2 separate regions of the Homo sapiens genome follow, and region 1 is linked to region 2. The links are chromatin contacts, found by Hi-C or POLR2A ChIA-PET in ENCODE. All regions are on one chromosome and are shown on one strand. The core of a region is the stretch at or near the end of the contact, and the rest is flanking DNA. Distances in the headings are between cores, read along the strand shown. Region 1 has its middle 5.0 kb from the start of NUBP1. Region 2 overlaps USP7 (ubiquitin specific peptidase 7).

Region 1 (3,532 bases), core at 869-3,368, 1.8 Mb before region 2:
TCCTACCCCTTGACTCTGTGCTCAGGCATGTGACTTACTTTAGCAAATGTGATTCAAGAAAAAGCTTGTAATGGGGCTTTTGCCTGTTTTAATCCCTCTCCAGCTCCCCTGCCACTTAAAGGTACACAGGCTAGGAGAAGGTCTGGGCTCGCCCATGGGAGGTGAAACACCTGGAACTGAGCTGAGCCACCCCTGTGCTCTCAGTGAAGGCCTCCTAAACCAGCGGCCCAAGACACATGAGAAGAGTCCAGCCAAGAGCTGCAGATCCACCCACCCAGACCCACAGATCCACCCATCCAGACCCACAGATCCACCCACCCAGACCCACAGATCCACCCATCCAGACCCACTGATCCACCCATCCAGACCCACAGATCCACCCATCCAGACCCACCGATCCACACATCCAGACACACAGATCCACCCATCCAGACCCACCGATCCACACATCCAGACCCACAGATCCACCCATCCAGACCCACAACTGGCCATAGATGCGTGAGTCCTGAAGAACCACCTGGCCAATGCACAGGCTGGTGAACTAGCTAAATGCTGGTGGTTTGACACTGTTGAGTTTGGGGTAGCTATAGACAACTGACACTCCATGCCTTCCAGCATCCCTCCTGCCTCAGCTCAGGCCCCCTCCTCCTCCTGGTCCTGCAACAGTGTCTGTTTCAGCCAGGATAGGCTAGTCTGCGCTGCCAAAACAGACATCCCCAAACTGAAGTGGCTCAAGGCAATCAAGTTTATTTTGGCATTTGCTCCATATGTAACTTCATGGACAGAGGTTCCTGCTCCCTGTGGTTCCTCAGGGACACAGACTGAAGCTCCACCGTCTCCTGTGGCCCCTTTTGAACACAGAGGACACAAGCCAGGGGAATTGTACCCTGATTCTGAAATGCTTCCACTAGAAATGACACCTATCTGCCCACTTTTCATTGGCTACAATTAGTCACACACGTCAGGTGCAGTGGCTCACACCTGTAATCCCAGCATTTTAGGAGGCCAAGGCAGGAGGATTGCTTGAGGCCAGGAGTTGGAGAACAGCATAGTGAGACCCTGTCTCTACAAAAAATTTAAAAATTAACTGGGCAAGGTGGTGCATGCCTGTAGTCCCAGCTACTTGGGAGGCCGAGGCAGGACGATTGCTGGAGTTGGAGGCTGCAATGAGCTGTTATCACAGTACTGCCCTCCAGCCTGGGCAGCAGAGTGACACCTTGTCTAAAAAAAAAAAAAAAAAAAAAAAAAAGGCCAGGCGCGATGGCTCACGCCTGTAATCCCAGCACTTTGGGAGGCCGAGGCGGGTGGATCACCAGGTCAGGTGTTCAAGACCAGTCTGGCCAACATAGCGAAACCCTGTCTCTACTAAAAATACACAAAAAATTAGCTGGGTGTGGTGGTGTGCGCCTATAATCCCAGCTACTCAGGAGGCTGAGGCAGGAGAATTGCATGAACCCGGGAGGCAGAGGTTGCAGTGAGCCAAGATTGTGCCACTGCACTCCAGCCTGAGTGACAGAATGAGACTCTGTCTCAGAAAAAAAAAAAAAAGGTTGGGCGTGATGACTCATGCCTGTAACCCAGCACTTTGGGAGGCCGAGGCGGTTGGATCACTAGAGGTCAGGAGTTCAAGACCAGCATGACTAATAGTGTGAAACTCCGTCTCTACTAAAAATACCAAAAATTAGCCAGGTACAGAGGCGCATGCCTGTAATCCCAGCTACTTGGGAGGCTGAGGCAAGAGAATTGCTTGAACCTGGGAGGCAGAGGTTGCAGTGACCCGAAATCACACCACTGCACTCCAGCCTGGGCAACAAGAGCAAAACTCTGTCGCAAAAAAAAAAAAAAGTCACATGGTCATGCCTAAAAAAGTATAGGAAGTACAGTTTTATATGACTGGAAGTGGAGGAAAACCAGATATCCAGGATCACAGTGATGTTTCCCACAGTTCCCTGAATTGTTTCTCAGTCTTAACATTCTTTCCCCATGAAAATCAGACCAAGTCACTCTGCTGCTCATAAACCGTCAGTGGCTCCCTATGGCCCACAGGATAAGGCCCAGTTTTCATATGGTGTTCAGTAGCCTGCATGACTCATTTTGACCCTTCCAGCCTGAGTGTCACTGAGAATATCGAGTCTATTCACTAAACAGCTGGCCTTTGCCTGGCACCCTAGTTCATTGCTGTCACTCACACAGGCCCTTCTGCCAGGAAAGGCCACTGCCTGTCTCTCGCCTATCTGGCTGTGGCCCAGTCCTCTGTGACAGGCCAAGTCTCAGCAGCATCTCCCCATGGAGGCCATTCCTGGCCTGCGGAACTGAACACACTGCGTTCCAGAAGTCTGAGCACGGTTTTCCATTCTAACAACTTCCGAAGTATGAATGCCATAAACTTAACAAAAATTAGCATTTGAAATTTTGTGTAATTTTCCTTTACACTTACTTAGTTCTGTGATTTTGAAAGACTAGATTTTAAATTTAAATTTAAATTTTTTTATTTCAGTTCCTCTGACTGAAGATGGTGAATAATGACTAAAAATGAAAGTTAAATTTACAAAGCTAAGTAAGTGCCAAGGATTTAAATAGACTTCAAAATAATTTTAAAAATAAATTAGTAAAACTATAGAGTCCGAAGATCAGGGTTGCTAGGAGTTCAGCGGGTGGGAGGGGATAAGGGGTAAACGGGAGCCCAGGGAACTTTTAGGGCAGGGAAGCTGCTCTGTGTGACTATGTAATGGTGGATGCATGTCATTATGCATTCGTCAAATCCCATAGAACGTACGACACCAAGAGTGAGGCCTAATATAAACCATGGGCTTTATTTAATAATAATGTGTCAATATTGGTTCATCAACTGTGACAAATGTACCACACTAATGCAAGATGTTAAAAATGGGGGAAACTGGGCAGGCGTGGTGCCTCATGCCTGTAATCTCAGCGCTTTGGGAGGCCGAGGTGGGTGGATCACCTGAGGTCATGAGTTTGAGACCGGCCTGGCAAACATGGTGAAACCCTGTATCTACTAAAAATATAAAAATTAGCCGGATGTGGTGGTGTGCGCCTGTAGTTCCAGCTACTCGGAAGGCTGCAAGGCAGGAAAATCGCTTGAGCCTGGCAGGCGATCTCACCACTGCCCTCCAGCCTGGGCAACACAGCGAGAATCTGCCTTACCAAAAAAAAAAAAAAGATTAGTGGATGAAACAAGACTAAAACCTGGTTACAGCGGCTAAAAATTTCAGCCAGACAGGGGCACTTTAAATATTCAAACAAGGTCAGCGAGCACCCTTAGAAAACACAGGAAGTGCCTGCGGTTCCTTAGTTATACCAGCAGGTGGAGCTCTCCCCCCACCTATGATCAAGGTACTCAGGCAATGGAAACAAAATTAAGTTTAGGTGTAGAAAATTTTCTGCTTCTTCCCTGGGATCCGGCAAATATAACAAGGGGCTATATACACACCAGGTGTTCAACACATAATTGAGTCGAAAAACAAGGCTCAGATGCATTATATAGAGAGAAACTGGAAAGGACGTGGATCCT
Region 2 (3,249 bases), core at 28-2,527:
TTTCTGACTCCTGGCCTCAAGCAGTCTTCTTGCCTTGGCTTCCTAAAGTGCTGGGATTATAGGGTATGAGCCACCACACCCAGTGGATCTGTGTTATTCAAAATTGTTTTACCTACTCAATCTTTTATTGTTCCATATAAATATTAGAATCAGCTTGTCCTTAGCTATGAAAAATCCTGCTTTTTAATTGGACTGTGTTTAAATGTATGGATTAATTTGGGGAGAACATCTTTACTGTGCTGTCTCCCACTCCATGGGCACGGTATGTCCCCAGTCTCAGTGATTTTCCTCTTATGAATGGCTAGCATTCACAGTACATCACTAGTGCACAGAAATGTTCAAGGTGTCTGTTGGTTTATAGGTTGAACTGTTCCCAAAGCCCCCACTAACCCATGAACAAATAAAACAAGATTTCCTTTGCTACTCTCTGGACAACTAGTCTTCCCAGGAACTTTTTGTTTGTTTGTTTGAGACAGCATCTTGCTGTGTTGCCCAAGCTGGAGTACAGTGGCATGGTCTTGGCTCACTGCAACCTCCACCTCCCAGGTACAAACGATTCTTGTGCCTCAGCCTCCCGAGTAGCTGGGATTACAGGTGTGCACCACCACACCTGGCTATTTTTTTTTTGAAGATGGAATTTCGCTCTTGTTGCCCAGGCTGGAGTGCAGTGGCAGGATCTCGGCTCACTACAACCTCCACCTCCTGAGTAGCTGAGATTACAGGCGCCCGCCACCACACCCAGCTAATTTCTGTATTTTTATTTAGTACAGATGGGGTTTCATCATCTTGGTCAGGCTGGTCTTGAACTCCTGACCTCAGGTCTTTCATCTGCCTTGGTCTCCCAAAGTGCTGGGATTACAGGCGTGAGCCACTGCGCCCGGTCCACCCAGCTAATTTTTGTATTTTTAGTAGAGGCGAGGTTTCGCCATATTGGCCAGGCTGATCTCGAACTCCTGACCTCATTCGATCTGCCCCTCACTTCAGCCTCCCAAGTGCTGGGATCACAGGCATGAGCCACTGTGTCCAGCCGCCAGGAACTTTTCAAAATACCTTTGACGCTAGTTTTTCAAAAGATCTGACAGCCCTTGAATTGCAGGTGTTCCATGAGAGTCTGAGTAGGTCCCCTCTAAAGGGGATTAAAACCTGAATGGTGGTCTGTGTCTCCAGTGGCCTAGAGTAGACTGGCAGCCTGTGACATGGTGCAAAAGAGAAAAAAATAGTTTTCTTTCTGTGCTAGGTTGTTCCCTTTTGTGGTTTTATTCAAATAAAGGAACCTGTTTGAAGTTGGTTATGTTTGACTATTTTTAAAGGACTTACATTAGCACAACCAAGAGTATGTATAAAAATCTCCTTTCTACCTCTGACCTCATCCCCAGTCCCCAAACTGGCTTGTCTTTTCAAATAATTTTTAGGGAAAAACAGACATTTAAGAGAGGAAGCTGCTACTTAGTTGCCAAGGTGTAAATGGACCTTCCAGGCCACAAATAGCCCAGGCAATTCCTTTGTTCCAGGACTCTGGCCTCCTCCTGACTCCAGGCGGGCAGCTGTTGCACCCCCTCTCTCAGCTGCCAAGGGGGTGTCAAGCCTCAGCCAGTATTTTGGCTGTGCTTTTTTTTTTTTGCACCTCTGTTGCTCTGCGTATTTTTGCTTTTGTTTTAAGAGTAATGCATATTCCCGGAAACATTCAAACATGCAAGCAAAAAGGCAAGAAGGAGAGTTTCTGTTCCTCAGAGGGAACTACCATTATATACTTGATGTATTATGGATATTGTCCCAGTTCATCCTTTTTTGTTTGTTTTTAATTTCAGAGACGGGGGTCTCCCTATGTTTGCCCAGGCTGGTCTTGAACTCCTGTATACTGCCTCCCCCGCACCTTATAGTTTTGCTTTAAAACCCAATTATTGTAGAATAAGCAATACAATAAATTTAATAGAGAAATGAAATTTTAAAAACCAAAATGTTTTCCTGTGAAAAATTAAACTTATGTTTAAAGTTGTGCATCAGTGCACGAAGCACTGTTTGTGTTTATCCCCCAGCGTGAATGCTCATTTTCTTGGGGAATGGGTTTTTGTGGTAACATTTCAAAATGAGTGAAAGGACATTCAACATTTTGATTTTAATACATATTGCCTTTGGGAAGGACAGTTGACTCTAGAAAAGTGTGTTCCCGCCAGCCATTCGACTCTACCCATATGCTAGACCTTCAGTACTGGTGGGCATCTCCATTGCTTTTCACCGTTAATCCAGCAGAGGAAGAGTGGTATCCCACGTTAACGAGGGAGGTGGAGCCTGTTGGTTAGTCGTTTGTGTTTCTCATGGCATTGGGGCCCTGCATTCTCGGTGTTGATCCTTTGGCTCTTGTGTGTCACAGATCTCCATCCAGGTAGGGGCATCCCTTGCCCTAACTGCATCTGTGCAGCTCGGTTCCGGCCGTGCGTGCTGCAACTTCTACTTGCATTGTGCTGCACAGTTGAGCAGATAATCCTGTTTCTTTTGCGGAGCAGACTATACATGTAGAAGCAGTACAGGCGTAATTATAAGCTCTTTACTTGTGCTGTATATTAAACCCCTCTCAGTGCACAACACAGCATTAAAACCAATCATCAGTGTTTGGACAGGCACTTTTGGTAGTTAGGATGATCTCTAGGGAACAGATGATTTTTACATAATGAAGCTAAACTGAAAGCTCCAAACAAATAGTTTTATTTAAGGATCACATATTATATGTGGCCTTCTTTGGGGCTTGGTTTTCATATAGCTAATTTACATCAGGATTATTTCAGCATATAGAGCAAAGCGTCAAAGTGGGTCCACTTTGAACACTCAGGCTCCACTGCCTTAAAGCCAGGTGGTCGGCTGACCTCAGGGCCCGCAGTGCCTGAAAAGGTACAGAACTGAAGGCAACCTAGCTTAGTAGGACAGGACTGTCCCCTGGAAATGGCTTTCCAGCCAGCCTAATGAGGGTGCATATGGCCAAATAACTGGAGGGTATAAAATCACAAAGTGGCTGGATGTGGTGGCTCATGTCTGTAACCCCAACACTTTTGGAGGCCGAGCTGGGAGATTGCTTGAGGCCAGGAGTTCAAGACCAGCCTGGACAACATAGTGAGACCCAGTCTCTACAAAAAAATACAGAAACTAGCTGAGTGTGGTGGTGTGCGCCTGTAGTCCCAGCTGCTCAAGAGCTTGAGGTGGGAGGATTGCTTGAGCCTGGGAGGTCATGGCTGCAGTGAGCCATGGTGGCACCAC

Evidence for each region. A loop is a pair of places that touch in the nucleus more often than their neighbours do. ChIA-PET counts read pairs that join two places held with the same protein, here RNA polymerase II (POLR2A). Pooled maps may share reads with other maps.
Region 1: a loop to region 2 is called in a map with no recorded cell type, with 3 times the contacts of the local background. The contact joins two enhancer-like sites. A Hi-C loop is called at or near these places in 1 of 37 single-sample maps with no recorded cell type and 2 of 50 pooled maps. POLR2A ChIA-PET finds 5 or more read pairs at or near these places in 1 of 52 experiments (B cell).

Annotation. Positions count from the first base shown.
Region 1 is chr16:10,737,042-10,740,573 of GRCh38, reverse strand. No RefSeq gene overlaps it. Among named protein-coding and RNA genes, the nearest start is that of NUBP1, 5.0 kb to the left of the region's middle. RefSeq lists an enhancer at 2,817-2,866. Within about 2 kb of position 2,118, at least 28 of the 41 ENCODE cell types and tissues checked have a DNase peak (open chromatin) inside an H3K27ac peak, as active enhancers do; they include B cell, where a contact is called at or near this core.
Region 2 is chr16:8,942,604-8,945,852 of GRCh38, reverse strand. The region is part of intron 1 of USP7 (ubiquitin specific peptidase 7); the gene reads left to right. Among named protein-coding and RNA genes, the nearest start is that of USP7-AS1, 18 kb to the left of the region's middle. RefSeq lists an enhancer at 971-1,170. Within about 2 kb of position 1,277, at least 3 of the 41 ENCODE cell types and tissues checked have a DNase peak (open chromatin) inside an H3K27ac peak, as active enhancers do; they include B cell, where a contact is called at or near this core.